3 separate regions of the Homo sapiens genome follow, and all the other regions are linked to region 1. A link is a loop called in an ENCODE intact Hi-C map of the cell type or tissue named here. Cell type or tissue: IMR-90. All regions are shown on one strand.

Region 1 (8,000 bases):
GTTATAGATGTACTAAACTAATATGACTTATATTATACTTTATCCCTAAAATCAGATTTTCTCAAGGGGTGTATTAATGGCATGCTCATTAAGTTATCTTTTCTAAGTAACTTGTTTCTTAGCTCATGTTAAATAAAATCATAAAACAGGTTTTTGTATTTATTTTCTTTGATGAGTATAAAAATGTTAATATCTGTAAGATTGATTTATGACAGGTTCATATTCTGTGGACAGTGGATTATCAGGTGATATTGTTTAACATTTCATTATACATATTGAGATATTAATATTAGTCATTTTTCTAAATTAAAGGATATTTTAGGTAAAGAAACTACTAATGCTGTATAACAAATTACTCCCTGCTGTGGTTTGAATGTGTCTATTGCCTCCAAAATTCATGTTGAAAACTTAATCTCCATTGTGGTGGTATAAAGAGATGTAGCCTTGGGAGAAGTCATGATCTTATGAACGGATCAGTGTCTTACAAAAGGGCCGGAGAGAACTAAGTTAGACCCTTTTTGCCCTTCTTTTTCCTGCTGCATGAGGAAATAATGTGTCCTTTCTGCCATATTAAGTAATCAGCAAGAAGGCCCTCACCAGAGACAGACTGCTGCCATCTTGATCTTGAACTTCTCAGCTTCCAGAACTATAAGAAATAAATTTCTGCTCTTTATAAATGATTCAATCTCAGGTATTTTGTTATAGCAGCAAAATAGACTAAGACATTCCTATACATAGAAAGTGAAAGCAATGAACATTTATTATGTTACATTTTCTGTGCATCAAGAATCTGGTGACAACATAAATCGATACCTCTGGCTTAAGGTCTCTTTTGAGACTGTGGTTAAGTTATTGAATGTAGCTGTGGTATCCTCTGATGGTTTCATGGGGGTGGGTGGGTAGAGGGATTTGCTTCCACGTTTATTCATATGGCTTTTGGCAGGCCTCAGATCTGCTTCGAAGCTCACACATGTGGTTGCTAGTAGGCCTTAGTTCCTCACCATGTGGGCCTCTTCAGAGGCCCTCTGAAAGTCGTCACCACAGGACAGCTGGTGATCCAAGAGACAGAAAGCCTGAGAGTGAGAAAGAGAGAACACGCAAGTTGGAAGTTAGTCATTTTATAATCTAATAGTAGAAGTAACGTTCCATTACTTCTTATGTATTTTATTCATTACGAGCAGTCAATAAATTCAGCCCACACTTCAGGGGAGGGGATTACACTAGGGCAGGAGGACCAGGGGCCATTTTAGAGGCTGCCATTATCTGTATCAGGACCTAAACCAAAACATTTTCTTGAGGTATTCACATTTTTACACTGAAGAACATATGAATATTCTTTAACAATTTTGAAGACATTCTTACTATTTGGCTACCTGCACCATGGAAAGTTTTTCTATGATTGTTTCAAGCAATACTTGAGAGTATTAATAGTAGTGACTATTAGGGTAGTTGTTATTGAAATCTCTTTGTAAATATTATATTGAGACAAAGACACTGTTTAAGAGAAACCTGCCATGTATTGAAAAGATAGATATCCAACTATCTTTTTTATATTTCTTTCTGTATCTTTTTTGTAATATATGTGGATACATTTCCCAGATCTATCTTCATTAAATTTTTCCCTTCAGCTGTGTGAAATCGGACCATTTATTGATTGATTTTTTAAAAAATTGGTGTTCATAATTTTATTTCTATTAAATTTTTATTAATTTTCAAATCCTCCTGTTCTTTTATCAATGTCCTGCTTTAAAAAATTATGATTTCTATTTCTTTTGTTGTGGCTTTACCATTTTAAACATAGTTTTAAAAGTTTACTTTGGATGGTTTTATTCCCTCCAGTTTGGGGATGTGCAGTACTTCCTGCTGTCTTACTTGACAGCTCCTGCTCAGTTTAGATTGCTTCCTTATATGGTTTGTAGTTTTTGATTTTAAACTTTTCTTTAATAAGTATTTTCTCCCTGTGCAGAATTCTGTGGACTCTAGTGCTTAAAGGGAAGCTATTAATATGTATCTATGCTATGTTTGTTCAATTGGTTTAAAACAAGTTTTTAATATTGAGACTTGGGAATTCTACCACTAACCTTAAGGACAGCAGAGTACCATGAACTATTTAATTTTATTTATTTATCGTATCGTATCGTATCATATCGTATCGTATCGTATCGTATCGTATTGTATTTTTTGAGACGGAATCTTGCTCTGTTGCCCAGGCTGGAGTGCAGTGGCGCGATCTTGGCTCACTGCAACCTCTGCCTCCCGGGTGCAAGCAATTCTCTGCCTCAGCCTCCTGAGTAACTGGGATTACAGATGCCCGCCACCCTGCTAGGCTAATTTTTGTATGTTTAGTAGAGATGGTTTCACTGTCTTGCCCAGGCTGGTCTTGAACTCCTGACCTCGTGATCCACCTGCTTCGGCCTCCCAAAGTGCTGGGATTACAGTTGTGAGCCACCATGCCTGGCCTTGTTTTAATTTTTAAAGGAGAATTTTAATTTATTTTTCACTTATATCCTTAGGCCAAATCAAATATTACTTCACTAGGGGTTATTATTTTATCTCTCTCTTCAATTGCTCAGAGGTCCCCCCTTTATTTTCCTAGCTCTCTATAAGGATCTCAAGTTCAACATCTATCTTCATGTAAGTCCAAGGTAATATTCATGTCTCTATATGGACAGTTAATCTGCATCCCCTAGAAATGCGGCTTTTCCTGAGCCTGATAACCCCCTAAACATCTATTGAGTCATTTTGTAAATTATCTGGTTTTACATTTCTTCTTTGTTGTTGGTGCCTAGGAATTTCTCTTATTTTCCTTTAAGCTCATCTGTATATTTCACTTCATTATTTTGATTACATGTGATTTACTGTTTACTTATGTAGCAAGAGATGTGCTTTTTTACTACAGTCAGGTTGTAAGAACTGTACTGAAAAATAATAATAGAATTTGTTATTGAACCAATTCCTTTATTTACTTTTGAAATTTGTTGTTGAACCAATTCCTTTATTTACTTTATTTATCAATGTATATCTTCCTTCCCATCCTTGATTTCCTTTATTTTACATTGACCCCATGTAGAGACAACCTCATAATTTCAGATCCTGTCCTACGTGAAATCTATGTCTATGTAGAGCCTTTCATTTCTTTTCACCCACGAAATTAGTCTCTAGATGTGCCTAGGTACTTACTGTATAATTTTTTACCCTATAATTTAAAACTGTGTACATAAAATACTTATGGGGTGAGAAGGTATAAATCCTTCTAGCCGAAAGAAATGTAATTAGTGTTTCGGCATATTTGAGTGTGTCGTTGCAAAATACTGTTCTCTAGGTTAGTGGTGTGGTTTGGTATAAAAGAAGTAATAGAAATGTTCATAACAGAGACCCAGGATATAAAAGTCCCTTTGTGTTTTTCATTACAAGGTCATTACTTGCCATTCTTTACAAAATAAACATGAAGAATTGTTTCCAGGTTCTAAAGTTCAAGAGTTTTTGGACAAACTTAGTAAAATGGTAAGTGAAATACTTAAAGAACTGTAACTGAAAAGCAAAAATTTAAAGATGTATATTTTCATAGCAATAGAGATAGGATTATTATTTCTAAAAGCTTAAAGTGTGTCTAAACATTTCCATTCAAAAAGGTTACAGTAAATTTCTGCAACTTTACAATTTATATAACCAAGAGGTGGCAGTGTTCCATCTAGTTTCCTTTGGAAACTCATTCTCCAGAGGTAAAATTTTCAGATGTATTCTAATTAACTTTTAAAACAATTGACTTTTATTAAATTAATAAATACTACTATCACATGTACTTAAAATAATTATAATTGAGTAGCATTTTTTGAGTATAAGAACATTAAAGCATTACTGTATAGAATAGTTTGATCTGAACAGCCAAAAATTAGACATTTTCAACATCATCATATGGGTGTTTTACATCTAAAATACTTTGTTACTAGATTGTCTCTTTGGTGTTCTACTCTGTCTTTAATATTAATTAATTTATTTTGTAACACTATGAAAACAGTGATTTATCTTCATGTCTAACTAGTTAATAAGGGGAATAGTTTGGATTGAGAGTTCGTAACAGACAATATAATTTCATCATTATCTTTCAACATTTTCTTCAAGAAGAAAATAATAAACATTTATGAATATTTTCATCTATTGAAAATACATACAAATACAATCTTCAGCTATTAGTATTACAATGAAAGCAGCTAACATAAATAATTGAAACAGATTTCAATCCCAAATTCCAAATCTGTTCCAGAAAATCTTAAATGAAAGCTTATTGGAGGCACAAATTCTCTTTTACAAGTATGTCCTGGCAATAATTGACTTAACAGTCAATTATTACAAACAAAATCCAGGTTTCTTAATTAAAATACAAAATATTGGCTCTCCTACTTAGCCTGAAATAAGTTATGTCTTAAGGAGACTGCAATTATGGTGGCGCCTTCTAATGCCACTGATGGTCAGAGCCTGTCAGTGTTTGTATAAAAACTAATTTCTTTAGAGGTTTGCAACAGTGCTGTGGATTGTTACTTCCTTAGCAAAGGCTTGGCATCAAAATTCTAAAACAGAAGTTTAGGGATTTTTTTTGAGTTTGGTCTGAACACCAAAAGACTTTCATTTTTACTCTCATAAACGTGGAAAAAGTAAATTCTACCATTTATTATAATTACATTTTTGAACTTGAGAATTTTATCTTTAAATATGTATATAAAAGTTATGAATTGGGTATATTTGGCAAATAATACTAAATATAAATTAATGAACCACTCATAGCAAATTTGAAACAAGTTTTAAACAAAGCCTTTACATATTTGAATGATAGCTATTTTTATTTGGTAAGCCCAAATAAGTTTTTATAATTGATTTTATCAAAATGAATAAAATGCATTTATTTTTCACTTATCAATGTTAGTGACAAAGTCTTTTTAAATGACTTATTTATTCATGTAAGACTCCTTAACCAGCTAACTTAAGAAAGACTTCTAGGACAGAATAGGTTACACTAGTTATAATTTTATCTTTCTTCTACTCACTTGCTTCTCAATTGAAAGAGCGGAAATGACAGTCAAATTGTCTACGGCTGGTCAGTGAGACTTGGGAAGAGAGAGAGCAAAAACCGTGAACTGATTTTTATACCTTGGATTCATACTATGTTTGCTTACTTCTATGTGTGTTTCTCAAGGAATTTAGTGTTGTTATAGGTCATATTGGCATAAGAAAATATCCTTTAGTAGATAAGCATTTTGACTGCTATGTATTAAACTGGAGAATGCATTTTTTTAAGCTGTGTTGTCATATAAACTGTGTAAAAGTTTATATGGACCAGTCACAATTGTGACATACATTTCTTAGACTTTGATACAATATTAGTAAAGTAATAAAATATATGAATAATTATAATGTTAATTTAATAGTTGTCATTGCTTATAGATGGTTTGTAAATATTTTTAAGCAAATTTATAAATTTCACTCTATGAATATTCATTCTATTGGACATCTATATATCAAACACTGTTCCTATAACACTGAGGCAACAATAATGCATAAGAAGAAATTTCCATCCTTCAAGAAGTAGTAAAATATTATAACACTTGACACTTATTATTTATTTTGTGTCAGGACCCATGCCAAGTCTTTTTATGTTTATTAACTTATTTAATCTTCATAAAACCCTAAGTGATAGCACCTGCCATTATCTCCATTTTACAGATCAGGAAACTGAGGCAGATAGTGCTTATACAATTATGAAATGGTGGAGTGAGATACAAATTTAGTCTAGTTCCTGAGCAGAGGCTTTCAATTGTTGTGTTATTTTGCTTCTCCATTTATAACAAGACAGACGTACTCTTTTCCAGATGTTCTGGTTGAAAATCAGTCTTAGGATATGTTTTGCATGATGGCAATCAGCTCCTTGGATAATCACCTTCTTAGCTCCTTAGATACTGTGATTCCATAGTAAAATTTTTTTGGAAAATGCTATATACTACACCTCCCCTTCACTACCATATTTTTAAAAATCTAAATGTGCAGTAGCATGCTAAATGTTTTGGGCGATCTCTTTGTAAAGGTATGAAAATTATACACTTCTCCACAGTGATCTGAATAATGTGACAAATGCTAAGATAGTGATTACATTTATGAAAGAATATTCACATACTGCATCCTTTAATGATTATAAAAATCTTCTGAAATATTTCTTATTAATATCCCTTTTTTAAGGTAAAGAAACCGAGGCAGATGTGTTAAGTGACATTTCACATGTAACAAAGCAGACAGTAGCAAAACCAGTGCTTGAATCAGTTCTAATTCAAAACCCAATGCTCCCAATTATGTAAAGTAAACGTCTCCACTGTCAAATACCACATCCTTGTAGGCAATTATCTATATGCTTTAGATGATTCTTTTACCAAGCTGTTAGTTGGTTGTGTATTGCTTGCTTCAAGGGTGAACAAGCTAACTTTTTCTCTTTTCACTCATCATATTCAGAAGTTGACAGCCTCCCTTAACACTAATGAAAAACCTCAGGGTAGATGTGCATTTTAATTTTATTTCCTTGTGCAGTGGAAGAGCAGTTAGTGAATCAAGCCTATTTTTCTCTATTGCTACTGCAGTAGGATACCATGAGAACAGATTTGAGATGTGCTGTTAAAACAATGAGGAAATATCACCAAGGAGAGAAATGCTGTATGTCCTCCAGGATATTAGGAGATTGTACAGAAAGATAACAGCATGAAATCCCTGGCTTTGTCTAACTTTGTCTATCTGTAGACATAACAATTTTATTTGGTGAAATGATCTTTTCATAGTAATTCTTAAGTCTTTTTCTCTTCTTCAAGTGATGAAACAGAAATACAAACATTGAATCCCAGGTTGTCAGTGTGAAGTAACCAATGGAAAAGCTCACAAGAATCTCAATTTTACTGGGCGAAGTGCCCATGATAATAAGTTATGAAACATGTTGACTTTTATGAAGCATTTTCTCATACATGTTCTCATTTAATGGGCTCAACAGCCTCATGATAAGGGACTCTTTTTTTCTCCATTTCACAGATGAAGAAACTTAGATTCAGAAAAGTGACTCTTTGCTGTTACTCTGTAGTTGTGTGATTCCACTGTGACTTTTCCAAGGTCATTCAGACAGTAAGTGGCAAAAACAAGATATAAATCTTGTTTCCTGGCTTCAAGCCCTATGCACTTTCCTTGGCAAGCACCATGCTTCTTAAATATCCCTGGCATTAGTCATGGAAGTGGAAAAACCATGAGCAATGAGAACTGAAGAATTTTTACAACATTCTTTGATTACATGATAAGTGATAAGGAATAGAAACTTTCTACTAAAAAGTTTCAAGCATCCAAATGACATTTGGATAGTTGCAAAGATATAGTATTCATATCATAGAGTAATGAGTTTTAAGCTTATGCCCTGTAGTTATTGATTTTATCCATCTAAGAGATTCTGATTCTATCATATATGGGTGATTTATATTTCAATTTGGTAGGAAGATCATGCTAGCCTGTTCTTGGGCTTACAATTGCAGAGGCAAGCACCCATTGAAATCTGTATATTTAGATTTATAGACTAAGCTGAGAATATTTGAACTGCTCTAGATTTCCATGGAAATAACTTTGGGCATCTAGAGAGCTCTTGAAAAGCTTGACTAGTTGTGAGTGTTGACACTTGTCTGACTCTGTGTAAGGGATGTTATTAGATTGATCTTTTTCTAATGTGCCTTTATCACTGATTTAAGAAGCATGCTTAAAATATATATGTAGTATGTAGTATATTTACATATGTGGAGTTTCTGGATTATTGTAGAAATTGTAGACAATTTTGCTTAACTTTATTTCCCTAGAAGTGGTTGGAGGAAAACACAAATCTTAGAAGGCTTTTTAGAAGACACAGTATTAAGTGAGATTGCATATTGGATTAGAGCCTACTATTAAAAGAAAATATCTCATGCCAGAATATAAAATTATTGGATGGTAAGAAG
Region 2 (8,000 bases), 610 kb after region 1:
AAAATTATTTCTCATCAATCTAATTTGTTGCCTTTTTTTTAAACCTATGCAAACCAGAAGGCCAAAGATCAAGTTGGAAGATGCAGAAGCTTTATTAAATATGCCACAAAATGAATTTCTATTCTTCCACATAAAATCACCATATATTTGAAGATAGAAATAACAAAGAAATCGCCAATGAGTTGGAGATTAAGGCAATGTAAAAAGGTAGCTAATTAAAACATAATTCTAAAAGTCAGTCGGGCAAAATGTGAATAAACAATAGTGATTTAAATGACTTTTATAATTATATTGATTCCATAAACAGATACAAATTGTATAAGTTACACATATATGTATGTGTGTATCATTTAACTTATGTGTTATTTTGGAGTAATACTATTTTTGGTAGTCAGTGGGAAATATTGAGATAAATCCAAGAGATGATACTCACAAGAGAAACGTAAATATAGTAAAATATCTAAAAGTGAATAGATCCCAATTCTGTCTCAATTAGGCTACACATTTTGGCAAAGGAATAATATAGCAAGGCAAAACAGAACAAAGTATTTTATATTTTTGTAAATCATGAGTTTAAAGTATGTCATGTAAGATTTTGTGTTATTGATTTCTCAGAATGTTTACTTTTCTTCTATTATAACATTTCTTATACGTTTGACATGGAAAAATCAGTTCATTTTCTCTGATGAGTTCAGTAACAAATACTTTGCCTCAAAAGAGAAGAAACTCAAGATAAATCAGGTCAGGGAAAAAATACAACTCACATAGCAACTAAACTCCTCATATAGTTGAAGAGTGTTCATTGATTCCTCATCCTTGGTTACAATTGTGGCTTATGGAAGAACAGTTGAAAACTCACCACTGAGAAAATTATAAATAATTGGATTCGCAGCACTATTGGCATATACAAGCCAGTGTGAAAAGGTAAACCAGGCATACACAGTCTCTCTGTCTTCAGTATGGGCAAACATCCCAAATACTCTGCAGGAAAAGAAACAACAGAAAAGTGTCTTTTAAATAATTAAATTCAAAGGTGAACAAGGCTATTGGTAGAGGATGGTCTGACTCCTGTCCTCTTCAGTTGCAGGAATTGACCACAGATTGGTTTCTGACCCCATAATTGGTTTAGAATAACTTCAGTGCCTGAACAGAACCTCCACAGCACAATCAATAAATCAAAAGCCAAATCAGGTCAGAGAAGGGTCTCTCCCTCCCACAAATAGCAGATGCAGTATTTCTTGTAAATAAGAATATGGAAGTTGAATATATATCTTCTTTATTTCATTTTCTTTCTAAATACAATTGAATAATGTTGTATTAATATTCTATTATGTGTATCATTTAAAAATCACTCCTAAATGATAGTCTTCAAGTACTTCTTCCTACTTTCATTTATGTATTGATCAAAGTATCATATGCCTTCAACTCCAATCTTCCTGGACTATCTGAAACTTGCCTTCTGGGACTCCTTAATACCCAGAGAAGAAACAGTTCTCGATGGGCAGAATTTTGGTAATTTTTAAAAATTAATGAGTGTTAATTTTTCATGTATTATTTTAAACTTTAAAAAATGTTTTGTTATGCTATCCTTAAAGACTATTAAAAAATTTTCTCCATACTTAGAAATATTCCATCTATAAATTCTAATCACTAACCTATAACAGATAACTTACAGCTACTCAATAAGATTATAGGCCAAAAATCATATATATTTCCTGCTAAAGTCTCCATCTTCGATTGTCTGTATCAGTGTGTGTGTGTGTGTGTGTGTGTGTGTGTGTGTTACAGCAAGAAGGCATGACAACAATGCATTTCTGGTATAAGGTGTACCTTATACCATTTCTGGTATAAAGAGTACTAGAGTTTTACAAAAATACTATATAGAGTGAAATAATACGGACAAAAGAAATTTGTACTATGTTATGACCCTTTACCTCAAAATGTCTTTGAAATCTTGGACAAACCTGAACTGTTGTAAAGAAATTGCTTTTGACTAATTCGGCAAAAAGTTAAGTTTTAAGGAGAAAAAGCTAGGAATGGTTTTTGTGGGAGAAAGAAAAAACAAATTTCATATGCAAGGATAAATAAATATAAGCATTTGAAAAAAAATGTGTGTGGTAACAAGAAAAACAATTTTCAAGTTCTTTTTTTCAAAAGTTTTTATGTTGTGGAAAAGAGTAGAATGCCCCAAAACTTGAAATATCTTAAATTTAACACAGCCTTGCTCCTTTGAAAGTTATTTGTTTTCCTTGGAAAGGAAGGGATTTGAGTCAGAAGAATAAGACATATATTATTGACAAAAAAAGTAGTTGGAAATAAAAGGAAAGAGCAAGTTCTGAGATACAGGAAATCCAAATACGTAACCCAGAGAGAGGTAAATCCAATTTTCATTGAATTTAGACTGACTAAAAGAGAAAAAAGATTAGAAAGAGAAAGAAAGAATAAAACCCATCCAGTAACATAACATGTTTATAAAGTTCTTAAAAGCAGAAGAGAGTATCTAGCAGGTGGCCATAATAAATTTGTATTAAATTTCTGTTAGCAAAAATAATAATAATAATAATAATAATAATAATTAATAAGAAGCAAAGCACAAAAAGATATGGAGGGCAAAATAATTTCTATTTTCTTGTGAGCTGGCATATGTCTCAAGGACCCAGGCCACAAAAAAAATCATATATCTTTAAGGCTGTGACTGTAGTAAATAGTATCACTGAACAGAAGTTTGTTCTCCATTTCTTCTCCATTGAAAAAGCCGTTAAACCATCAAAAACAGGGGCCAAAGAGAATGAGAACCCTTTGCGGCTGATTATACCACTTCTTCTGACTCCAGCCAAAGCTGCTGTTCTTCAGAGTTCCCAGCTGTGAGGAATATAATATTGATTCTGAATCAGGCCAAAGTGAGAGGAGCAATTCTAGCTTAAGTTCGAAGCCTGTTGTAAACAAGAATTGGTATTGCCTTGGGACCAGTCTATGTGGAACAGTTTCGATAATTCCCAATAAAGTTGGCTGGCCATGAAGTTTAGTGTGTACCACTGCCTCTGCATCTGCTGCTCATGTCATGGGTCAAAATTTTTAACTTAATAGTTGTGCCTGCATTGTAGCAAATAGCATACTTTCCCTCATTGATTTTTATTACTATCTGCCCTGAGCTTCATTCAGTGACTTCAGGAAATGAATTCTTCTGTTTAGACATTCGACATACATATCTGCCTTGATGGCTTTTTTTAAAAAGTGCTCGCCAATGCACTTTTAAGTATAATTAGAATACTAACATAAGGTTCTTATCTCTTTTTATCCTTAAGATATAATTCTCTCACAATTGCCTATGTTTTTGGAAACGAAGTTTTGAAAAACCCGTTTGTTCTCATCAAGAAAGAACTGCAAGCTGTAAATGAGTTGTTACGCATTAGAACTTTGTCTGCATCTAAGGTTTAGCAACTAGCTTGAAGAGATTGGAGAAACATCTGTTTTATGTCTGCCATGCAACTGAGAATACGCATGACAAAAGCACATGTCTGAGCACTCTTAAAGGCTGTTCGCCTTACCTGCTGGTAACAACATAACTGAGTCATCTGGCCTGACAAGGTATCTAAGCAGAAAGTTTAGATTTTTCTCTGGCTTAGTTAAAAAAAAAAAAAAAGTTAATTAAGAATCAAGAAAAGGCAGGCTATTTCATTTTCAAATAACAGATAAGTTTTACCTCTTTAGCACATTGAGGATGCTAATTGGTAGATAGCAAATTGCAAATACCAAAAGCACAATCATCAACATCCGGGCTGTTTTCCTTCTGGCTCGGATCTGCTTTATTTCAGCCGCCACAGCGCTCATCCGGGACTTCGTTGGCTGTCCTGGCCCTCGAGGCTGTGAAACAGGCTGCAGGGGCTTCCATTTTCTCTGAACTACAGATGATGTTCCAGGGATCTGAAAGGAGAAGAGACAGACCCTTATTGCAATTTGACTTAGGAAAGTTCCACTTTGGGGAAGTAATTAGAAAACACAGTAAGGAAAGGCTTCCAGACGCCTGAGGTGTGGGAGGTTTGAGCGCCTGTTTCTCCAGAGCATTTGCTGACCTTAGTATGTGCTTGGCGTTAATTCAGACGAATACCAAATAGGAGTTTGTGTGGAAAAAAAAGTTAAAACATCAAAATTTTGTCAATGTCTAAAGAAAGCTGCAAGTGGAAAAGATATTTCCTTGTAAAAAGAACAAAGCTTGGGAAAGGAGAATGATAAAGGGATGTCAGCCATATTATCTTATTAGGAATTTTTGTTCAGCTCAGATACCAAAGTTTAAAGCAGAGGAAAACCCAGCAAGTAACGTCAAGCAACCTGTTATGGATTTTTCACGCATCAATACTGCCATCTGCTGCCAGAGAGATAGAACTTAACTACCTGTAGCTTTTCAGGTTTTCTGCTTCTCGAGTTCGGACAAAGCAAACCTTTGAATGAAAGGATATTTTTAAAAAATCAAGTATTTTTTGTTGTTCACTATTTGTAGTTATGAAATTGTTTGAAATCAGTTTTGTGGTCCAGCCCTTTAAAATGCACACAAACCCATTGAGGATTTTTTGCGGTCTTACATTAATATTTCAAATAGCTGGAATTTGTAACAGTAATTACACAACTTGTACTTTTCCATTTCTTTTCAAAGTTATTTGATAATAGCAGGGAATCCCTCCAAGTACAATATTCTCTTAATTGTAAGCTCATGAAGATTGATAGGGTTTAGTGAACAGAACAATAAAATTCAGCATGCATAATTTTTTAAAGAGGAAAATGTGCCAACAAACACAAGAAAAGGCCACCTTAGCTCTGTTAAGATTATTCAGCTTTTACTTTCTGTCTCTGTGCGGCAAACCAGTACTGACCAATGTGTCCTTGTGGTTTCTCAGAATAGATGTTCGATAGATTTTGTTGCTTTTTACACCACCAGATCAAAGTCTGTTCGATAATCTTTAATTTGAGAACAGAATTTTACTTATATGTCCACACAGATAAATTAATATGACATTTCCTTTGACCATTTTCTTTCTTGAAGAGGCAAATGATGTTAACAAAGACCTGCCCTTGAATGGAAAATATCGGATAAATTATTTTTCTTCTCACTCTGTATGTCTTGTCATGTAGACAATCTTTTTTACATAGTAGTGGTTCAACTCAATCTTTTAACCCACTGGTTGGGGAGAGATAGGAACTTTCTCTTCTGTGACTCTCATTTTAAAAAGCAATTTTAAAAAATAACTGAAAAGAATGAGCAATGGATGCTGGAATGTTCCAGGAGACTCCTATCATGAAAAGCCTGTATGTGTCTGCTAAATGATCTTGAACTGTCTTCTAAATGATCTCTGATAGATCAATTAAATTTTAGTGATTCTATCACTGACTGTTCCCCTGAAGGAGAGAATCTACATTCTGCATCTGATGACTTCTGCCGCCATTAGAAACAGTTTTCGGTCACCTGAGGTTGGGAGTTCATGACCAGCCTGACCAACATGAAGAAACCCCGCCTCTACTAAAAATACAAAATTAGCTGGGCGTGGTGGCACATGCCTGTAATCCCAGCTACTCAGGAGGCTGAGGCAGGAGAATCGCTTGAACCCAGGAGGTGGATGTTGCAATGAGCCGATGAGATCACACAATTACACTCCAGCCTGGGCAACAAGAGCAAAACTCCATCTCAAAAAAAAAAAAAAAATACAGTTTTCATAAAGAGAAAGCTATGGTCCCTGAAATCGGGAAAAAAAAAATGTAGTGATGCCCTTTTTAGATAATGATCTAAATAAGGATAGAAGATGCTGAATCCTGCATTCATTTTGAGGACACATAAATTTCTCCATTGATAAGCTGTCTAGAGACATGGAGAATTCAGAGAAACTCCGTATAAAATTAAGAGGAATAACTGACATTACTGAGCTCCAGGAACTATGCACTAGTAATCCTTAATGCATCCCTAAAAGTACATTATTGTAAATCTCAGAGGTTTCAATCAAGCAGGCACTGAGAAGGATTAAGTAAAATACATGCACCCCACTTTTATTTCACTATTATGAATAAACTTTATAAATCATATTTAATGCAAAAATACACCCTGAAAAATGTATTACCACAGTTATGAATTGGAAATAGCATGTACATGATGGACCTTAAAACCTACTCTGTCTTAAAAAATGTTTGTGACCAGGATAAAGTTATGAGGAAGAGGCAAACATGCTACAAACATTAAAAACATTATGAATAAACAATGAATTTGCCAACTTACATGAAATGGACAAAGCCCTTGAAAGACAAAGATGACCAAAACTGACTCTGTACTTACAAACTATGCTACAAGAAAATCTCCAGGCCCAGATAGGTCCATTAATGAATTCAATCAAACAGTAAAGAATAAATAATTCCAATCTTGTTCAGACTTTTAATGAAATGTACAGAAAATATAATATGTTCCAACAAATTTCATGAGGTCACATTTATCTTTGTAATCAAAGATATGGCAACAAAAGACAGCTAACAACTAAATATCCTTCATGAATAGAGATAAAAATCTCTTTAAAAATATGTTATCAAATTAAATCCTGCAATATATAAATAGGATAATACCATTTGCTCAATCAGATTTATTCTAGCAATGCAGTGTTGGCTTACCACTCAAAAAATCAAGTCTTCTCTCACCACTCGTACTCAACATTGTACTGGACTTTGAGCCAATACAAGAAGAAAAGAAAAATAAATAAAATGCCTACAGATTGGTTCTATTGAGAAGAAATTATTGCTTACAAAGATCATCCTAAAGAATCTACCAAAAACCCACTAGAACTTATAAAAGAATTTAGCAAGGAGCAGGTCATTAAATCAATAAACAAAAAAATCAATTATACTTCTACATACTAGCAATAAATGGAAAATTAAATTTTAAAAGTTTCAATATCAAAAGAATGTGTTTTAGGCATACATTTCATAAAATATATATATAAGTATATATATTTCATAAAATATATATATAAGTATATATATTTCATAAAATATATGTATAAGTATATATATTTCATTATATATATATATATATACTGAAAATGATGAAACATTGCAGAGAGATAATAAAGAACTCCTAAATAAATATATTCATTGTGGACATGCATTAAAAGGCTTAGTATTGTTAATATGGCAATTCTCCCCAAATTGATCTATAGAGTTAATGCAATTAATCACGTTCAATACCACGACAGTCTTTTTTCTGGAAATGAAAGTACTAATTTTAATTTTTTATGAAAGTGCAAAAGACCTGGAATAGCCAAAGCAATTTAAAAAAAGAATTTATTCTTTTTTAAACTTTGGTTGCAAGACTTATAAAAACTCATTTCAAGATTTATAATAAAGGTACATTGAGTGTTTAAGTGTATTTGTGATTGTGTGTATCCCAGAGGACTAGTCTGATGTGTATATATATTTGATACTCACCTCACTTAAAAAGTACCTGGGCAAGGGACTACCTGAAAAAAAGCATGGAGCTGTGAAGAGACCTAGCAAAGTGGCATTTACTGGTCAGGGAAGGAAAGGTAAGTATTCAAAGCAAAAAGTATTCAAATCAAAGTAGGAAGAAAGTATATGAGCAATGAAACCACAAACAACATTGCTTAATGCTGCCAAAAGATCAATAAATAAACTTTAAAAATATATATTCTTTAGAAATCATTGGTAACTTTCATGTAAGCTGTTTCACTGTAATGATGAAAGCTGAAGCTACACTGAAGTGGGCTGAGACATCAGTGGAGGTGGCGGTTAGTGAGAAAAAGATGACAAATGGAAATAAGTCGAGAATTTTATCTGGGAGGAGGAGGAACAAAAAGTTAAGTTTGTGGCTGGATGAGTCTGAGAGTTTGGATGATGCTTATTTTTTAATGCATAGCAAATGCCTGCTCCATTTGCTAAGTGCTAAGAAACTTGTAGGACAAGTCTCCTTTCCCCTTATGGTATTCCTTAACCTATTACCCATTTCATCATAA
Region 3 (8,000 bases), 270 kb after region 1:
TTCTTAAATTTATATGGAACCACAGAAGACCCAGAATAGCAAAAGCCATCCTGAGCAAAAAGAATAAAACTGGAAGAATCACATTACCTGAGTTCAAATTATACTGCAGAGTTCTAGTAACCAAAACAGCATGGTAGTGGCATAAAAACAGACCTATAGACCAATGGAAAAGCACATGGAACACAGAGATAAACTTACACATCTATAGTGAATTCATTTTCAGCAAAGGTATCAAGAACAAACATTGGAGAAAGGACAGCTTCATCAATAAATGGTGCTGGGAAAGCTGGACAACCATATGGAGAAGAATAAAACTAGACTTCTTTATACATATAAAAATCAAATCAAAACAAAACAAAAATCAAATCAAAATGGATTAAAAATTTAAATCTGAGACCTGAAATCATAAAACTACTAAAAGAAAACATTGGAGAAACTTTCCAGTACATTAGTCTGGGCAAATTGTGTGTGTGTGTGTGTGTCTGTGTGTCTGTGTGTGTGTGTGTGTGTAACACCCCAAAAGCACAGGAAATCAAAATAAAAATGGACAAATGGGATATTTTAAGTTAAAATGCTTCTATAAGCAAAGAAAATCATAATAATCCAAGTAAAAATGTACAAAAGGCTCAAATAGGCATTTCTCAAAAGAAGATATAAAAGGTAAACATATACGAAGAAGTGCTCAACATTATTGATTATCAGAGAAATGAAAATGAAAGCTACAAAGAAATATAATCTCATCCCAGTTAAAATGGCTTCTATCCAAAAGACAGGAAATAATAAATGCTGGCAAATATATGGAGAAAAGGGAACCCTGGTACACTGTTGGTGGGAATGTAAATTAGTACAGCCACTGTGGAGAAGAGTATGGAGGTTCCTCAAAAAACTAAAAGTAGAACCACCATATGATCCAGCAATTCCACTGATAGGTATATTGCCAAAAGAGAAAAAAATATCAGTGTATCAAACATGGGAATATCTGTACTCCTATGTTTACTGCAGCACTATTCACAATGCTCAAGATTTGGAAGCAACCTAAGTGTCCATCAACAAATGAATGGATAATAAAAAAAGGAGGTACTTATACACAATGGAGTACTCTCAGAAAAAAGAATAAGATCCCGTTGTTTACAACAACATGGATGGAAATGGAAGTCATTATGTTAAGCGATATAAGCCAGGCACAGAAAGACAAACCTCACATGTTCTTAATATTTGTGGGAACTAAAAATTTAGGCAATTGAACTCATGGAGATAGAGAGTAGAATGGAGGCTGGGATGGGTAGTGGAGCGGGGGCGGTGTGGGCATGGTTAATGTGTACCTAAATATAGTTAAATAGAATGAGTAAGATCTACTATTTGATAGCACAACAGAGTGACTGGAGATAACAATAATTTATAGTTCATTTAAAAATGACTTAAAGAGTATAATTGGAATGTTTATAATAGAAAGAAGTGATAAATGCTTGGGATAAGTACCCTATTTTCCCTGATGTGATTATTATACATAGTACGCCTGTATCAAAATATCTCACATACCCCATAAATATATACACCTACCACATACCCATAACAATTAATTTTTTTTGGAAAATAAGTATTTATTAACTTCTTGGTTTGTTGAAGAACCAAATAAATATAATTGACTAATTTTAAATATAAGTAGTCAACAGAACCCCCCTCCCATGTGCCACTATTGTTATTTCATTATGAATTTGAAATATGCGAAAAGGCATTAGAATCAGTAGTCTTATTAACTCTGCAGAAACAGTTTATGGTAAAAACAAAATCGTATTTAGATGCCATTTTATGAGGAATGTGAATTTAATGCTTTTACAGCCTGATTTTTTTATATAATTTTTTTTCACTACAATTTCACATGTATTCAACTTCGTAACACATGAGTGCACAGACCAAACATGAAAGTTCTTTTTCATGCCCCTGCACATGTTCCAAATTCATCCATCTGATAGCCTACCAACTTCATCTTCTTTTTGATCCCTATCTTTGACCTCTCCCTCTTCCCACCCCAGTTTTGCCTGCTTGCTCTGGAGGCCTGCTGACAATTTCTACCATCCAGGGATGGGTCCATTGTTTCCTGAAATCCGTGTTTTTCCTCCTTTTGTTTTTTCTTGTGTTTGGAGCAAACACCTCCTTTAGTAACTTCCTAAGAAAAGTTGCATGAACAGTAAACACTTTAAAATCTCACATGCCTGAAAATGTCATTAGTCTCCTCTCACACTTGATAACTAAGTTCACTAGGTGTAAAATTTTAGTTGAGAATCATTTCCTTTTAGAATGTTTAAGGTGTTTAGCTTTTGGTTCTTTTTAACTTTCAATGATTTTTAGCTTTTAAATTTCAGTAAAATCTCTTAGTTAACAAAATTGCTAATAATGTAACTAAAAAGTTACTTTTAACAATCTTATAACATACTTACTGCAGATACTTTGCATATAGACTCTTTCTTTTCTTTTCCTCTTCTCTCTGTAAGCTCTTAAGATATTGTCTTTGTTTCTAGAATTCTAAGTTTACAAATCATAGTACCTGTGTTGGCCTTTTTAAAACTGTTGTGCTGTAATATGGAAATTCATGTTCCTAACTTCTAAAAATACATTGAATTATTTTTTTGATAATTTCTTCTCTATTTGTTCTCTCTGACATGTTTATTATTCATATCCAAATACATTCTCAAAATTTATTTTCTCTTTTTTCTTTCTTACTAGAAGTCCACTAGAGAATAATTTTATTAATGATTTGCTCTATAGGCCACCATTTGTTCAAAAGGTCACTTTTTTTTTTTACTTTTTTTGGTGAACTACAACATACATACAGAAGAGTAAATAAAATATAAATGTACAATTAACAGCTAATTATAATACAAATGCCCACATAATATCTCCCAGGTCAAGCAATAGAACATTACCAGACCCCAGACGTTTCCAGTATGTCTCTTACCAATTATAACATCCTCCCTTCCCATTATCCTGATTTTTATTATAATTACTTCCTTGTTTTACACTATATTATAGTTTCATCACCTATGCATGCATTCCTAAAAATCATGATTTCACTTGACTAAATTTTGGTCTTTATATAAATGCAATCATACTACATGCATTATTTCGAACTTGCTTCATGTGTATATTATAGTTATAAAAATCCACGTTCCTTATAACTATGTTTTTTTATTGCTGTGTAATGTTCCATTGTATGAACATAGCATAATTTATTTATCCATTCTACCTATGATGGATATTTGGGTTGGTTCACACATTGAACAATTATGAGCCATCCTGCTGTGGACCTACTTGTACATATATTCTTGGGCATATGTGCATTTGTTTCCCTAGGGCATGGAGCTCTCTAGAAGGGGAATTGCAAGGATGCACAGAGGGTATATATCATCACCTTTACCAGATAATTCACTTTCCAAAGTGGTGGTACCAGTTTACAATTCCACCAGCAGCGGATGAAAATGTCGTTGCTCTACATTCTCGCCAACCAACGGTGTTTAATAAGACTTCTGAATTTCAGATTTGATTTTTGTAAAAGCTTCCACCTTAACTTTTAATAAAACACAATTATGAAGCTTAGTATGATATCTTCAGTGTATGCCCTCTCCTCACAACCTAGCAGAGCTGGCAACTCCATTAATACTGCTGCCCCCTGCTGTACAAGTGACAAAGTGGTCTATAGGTTGGTTTCATTTAGCATGGTTCCCAACCTCTTCACAGTCTAACTCCTTCTTCTGTGCATATGCTTCACTTTGTCCATGTCTCTTTTAGCATGCGGTTTCCAAGACTATAAATATTGTCTTCCCAAATGAGCTGGTGGGTGTGGAGAATCAGGCTTAATGAGAAGTTATTCTCAAACATCACAAAGATATGTCCAGGTGCAGGCTACTTGCCAAGAAAACAAGCAAGACAGGACATCATGAGTGCAAGATGAGTGTGGTCTAAGTCCTTAACTATTAAGAAACTTTAGGGTTTTTTTTGTGACAGGATGATTTGTGCAGCAAACCACCATGGCACACATTTACCTGTGTAACAAATATGCACATCCTGCACACATACCCGTGAAAGTAAAAGTTGGAAAGAAAAATTTTTAAAAATCTTATCCTTTTTTCTCTTTGTCTTATTATTTTTATCTGGCAGATTTTTTGAATTGTATCTTCCAAACTTCTACCTAGTTTTTCATTTATGCAGTCACATTTTAAATTTCCAATAGATCTTTTTTTGTTCTTGAAGTCTCCATTTTTATAATCTAATTTTTTTGTTATATAGCAAAATCTCTCTCACCTCTCTAAAGACATAACTAAGTTTCATAATGTTTTATTCTTCTTTCTTTACTGATATTTTTTACTTCTAGTTTGTTTAATTTTTTAAATTGTTTTGTTCTCAGTCATATTATTGTTTTTCTCATATATGAGTTAAGACTGTACTTGACTTTAATTTTCTAGTTAATAATTAGATTCTGTAAGGTCAGTGGGAAATTTTATGTTCAATATTCGATCTCATTACATGGTAGGCATTACAGTAGATTGGTCAGTTGGTTTATCAGTTCATTGTTGCCGTATCACAACTCAACTTCAAAATGACTAGCTTAAAACAGTATCCATTTATTCAGCTCATGATGGTTCAGGTGGAGTCTGAACTGGCCCAGCTGATCTCTCTGGATTAGCTCATGCTTCTGTGATCAACTGTCATGTTGGCTGGTAGCTGGATGATACAGGTTCTTAAGTGTGGTTGTTGGCAGGTTGTTAGCTAATGAATCTTTGTTTTTCTCCTCTCCTTGTCCAGCAGGTTAGATTGGACTTGTTTACATGATGGCCTTAGGATTCCAAGAGATCAAGAGATCAAGTCCCAGTAGGCAAGGGTTTATGAAGCATCAATTTTGTATCATGTTTGTGAATGTTCTTTGGCCAAAGCAAATCCCATAGCAAACATAGATTCAAAGGCTGGGGAAATTGTTCCCAAGTCTTAATGGGAAGATCTTCAATGTTACACTGCAAGATGCAAGGAGAAGAAGACTATATGGCTATTTTTATAATCTACTGCAGAATGGCTCCCGGCTGTTGCTTTACTGGGTATTTTCAAATGTCATATTATATAAATATTTTCTCTTAAGAAATTTTACCCAGGAATAAAATTTTAAGGGAATGTAAGTGTGGCTACAACTGTTTCAAGTGGGGGATAGGGCAGGGTCTTTTCAGTCATTATGCCAACTTTCTATTAAACTTTCTGTATTCATTTTGGTACTCTACACTCATCTTTGCCTATTGACATAAATCAAGAGACCCTCTAGCTTAACTTTCCCAAAGAATAAGCTTTCAGTCTTCTGTTAGTTGGTAGAGAGGAAGTTGTCTCATTATGTAGACAGCAGATAAAGCCTTAAACAAATGCACCTATGATGTTTGTAGCTGTAGTTAACAATGAAGTGGCTTTAAGGCAGGGCCTACCAGATACTATTATTCAGAAATAGTCTATAGGTAAATCTTTTCATGATGTACAAATTTCAAATGCTATATATTTTATTTATCAAACATTTAAATTAATATGTTGTAAGCCAAAGACATTTCACAAAAGTCTTACCAACCGTCCTAATTACATTGGATTAGGTGATTGAGCTGGGAACTCTTCATATAATAACTTCTTTCAAGCCTTTCCCTTTACACTCCACCTGCAAGTACATTTTATAGAGGCACAAGGTGCCTGCAAATCTTTGAGCCTTGAAATCTTCTGCAGTATTTTCCCAACTGCTAGCTTGAGATTCACCTTTGTCTTTTCTGCTGGGGCAGTTATTCCTCATGTGTACGCTTTCTAGATTTCAACATTTTGTTGCTATCATTTCCTTTCTTTTTTTTCCTATGATTTTTGGGTTTTTAATCATAGCATAATTTTTATAGGAGTGAGTGGTGGAAGTAGACATGCTTCCCTCTTTTTTCTTTTTCTTTTTACTTTTATAAACAATGCTAAAATTATCATTCATTTATGTATAATCTGGTGTTAGAAAAAGTCTATGCTGTTTACACTAAATGCCAATCCAAATAAAATGTGTATTTGGTAAATGGCAACAAAATACAGTTTATAATTACTATTTCTATTTATAAATTAATTCATGAGACAAGAGCTAATATATATTTCATATAACTTTTTTTTAAAGAGATGGGGTCTTGTTATACTGCTCACGCTGCTTTCAAACTCTTGGCCTCAAAATCCTCCCTCCCTGGCCTCCCAAAGTGCTATGAGGCTCTGCACCCAGCCTTACATATAAGATTTAATAGAAAAAGTGACCATATGTCAGAATATTGTTGCTGTTGCTTAGACCGAATGACAGATTTTTATTGTAAGAATTCTTGAAGTTTTATAACTTTAAGATTAAATGCTAGAAAGTTATACACTAAGTAACCTATAAAAGTTGAAAATAATAAAACCTAAACTTCCTATAGATCAAAATGGGCTAACAGAACAAAAATATAAGTGTTACAGATATCTTGACATCTTAAATTAATGAAGAAAAAGTAACTTTGGCAGAATTTTAATAAACGGAAGAAATTATTTATGTGCATGTGATTAGAATTAATTCATACTATGAAAATATATAATTTCGGTGTTCTTAGCTTGGGCCGCTATAACTAAATACCATAGACTCAGTGACTTAAACAATAGACATTTATTTCTCATAGTTCTGGAGGCTGGGACATCTCAGATTAAGATGCTGGAAGATTCAGTGTTTGGTGAGGGCCTTCTTCCTGATTTGCAGACCGTGCTTCTTATTATATCCTTAACTGGCAGAGAGAAGAAGAAAGATGTCTCTAAGTTCTTCTTATTAGGTCACTAATACCATCATTAGGGCTCCACTCTCATGAACTAAATATCTCCTACAGATCTAATCTTCACATTTCATTACATGGAGGGTTAAGGCTTCAACATATGAATCCTTGGAGAGACAGAATTCAGTCCACATCCTATGGTCATTTTTAATGCAATTTATTTGTATAAGACATCTGCATATTTCCACATGAATTTACATATATCTAATCAAATAGAAAAATCATATGAAGGAAATGTGGATATTTTAGAAAAAATGACATTAAAATTATATCAATATTTTTCAATACTTGCTATTGTTCAGAATATAATATTAGTTTTATTCATTAAAACAGAAGTATTAGTGCTTTTTCTTTTTTAAAATTTTATTTTACTTTAAGTTCTGGGATACATGTGTAGAATGTGAAGGTTTGTTCCATAGGTAAAGGTATGCCATGGTGGTTTGCTACATCTATCAACACATCACCTTGGTATTAAGTCCTGCATGCATTAACTATTTGACCCAATACTCTCCCTCCCCTTGTCCCACTGGCAGGCCCTGGTGTGTGTTGTTACCTTCCCTGTATCCATGGGTTGTCATTGTTTGGTTCCCACTTATGAGTGAGAAAATGCAGTGTTTGGTTTTCTGTGCCTCTGTTAGTTTGCTGAAAAATGTTATCTTCCAGCTAAATCCATGTCCCTGCAAAGGACATGATCTTATTCCTTTTTATGGCTGCATAATATTCCATTTTCTTTATCCAGTCTATCATTGATGGGCCTTTGAGTTGGTTCCATGTCTTTGCTATTGAGAATAGTGCTGCAATAAACATACGTGTGCATGTATCTTTATAATAGAATGATTTATATTCCTTTGGGTATATAGCCAGTAATGGGATTGCTGGGTCATATGGTATTTCTCGTTCTAGATCCTTGAGGAATCGCCACACTGTCTTCCACAATGGTTGAACTAATTTACATTCCTACCAACAATGTAAAAACGCTCCGATTTCTCCACAGCCTCACAAGCATCTGTTGTTTCTTGACTTTGTAATAATCACCATTCTGACTGGTGTGAGATGGTATCTCATTGTGGTTTCAATTTGCATTTCTCTAATGATAAGTGATGTTGACCTTTTTTCATATGTCTATTGGCTGCATAAATGTCTTCTTTTGAGAACTGTCTGTTCATG

Evidence for each region. A loop is a pair of places that touch in the nucleus more often than their neighbours do. Peaks named below come from ENCODE experiments on the same cell type or tissue, not always from the same donor. Only the 100,000 strongest peaks of a DNase experiment are listed, where the experiment ranks them.
Region 2: it touches region 1 in a loop (7-fold over the local background); 23 of 110 quality-filtered maps call a loop at or near these places.
Region 3: it touches region 1 in a loop (3-fold over the local background); 30 of 110 quality-filtered maps call a loop at or near these places.

What each region holds. Positions count from the first base shown.
Region 1 is chr6:55,882,065-55,890,064 of GRCh38, reverse strand. No RefSeq gene overlaps it. Among named protein-coding and RNA genes, the nearest start is that of BMP5, 10 kb to the right of the region's middle. In IMR-90, a CTCF peak has its summit at 3,679 (motif pointing right); a DNase peak (open chromatin) is centred at 7,224; H3K27ac peaks cover 509 bases.
Region 2 is chr6:55,273,304-55,281,303 of GRCh38, reverse strand. It overlaps HCRTR2 (hypocretin receptor 2), which reads right to left. Exons shown (of 7, transcript NM_001384272.1): 5 at 3,704-3,924; 6 at 860-981. Among named protein-coding and RNA genes, the nearest start is that of GFRAL, 50 kb to the left of the region's middle. In IMR-90, a CTCF peak has its summit at 4,362 (motif pointing left); a DNase peak (open chromatin) is centred at 4,343.
Region 3 is chr6:55,613,137-55,621,136 of GRCh38, reverse strand. It overlaps a transcript of HMGCLL1 not described here. Among named protein-coding and RNA genes, the nearest start is that of HMGCLL1, 38 kb to the right of the region's middle. In IMR-90, a CTCF peak has its summit at 3,668 (motif pointing left); no DNase peak of the experiment used is centred here.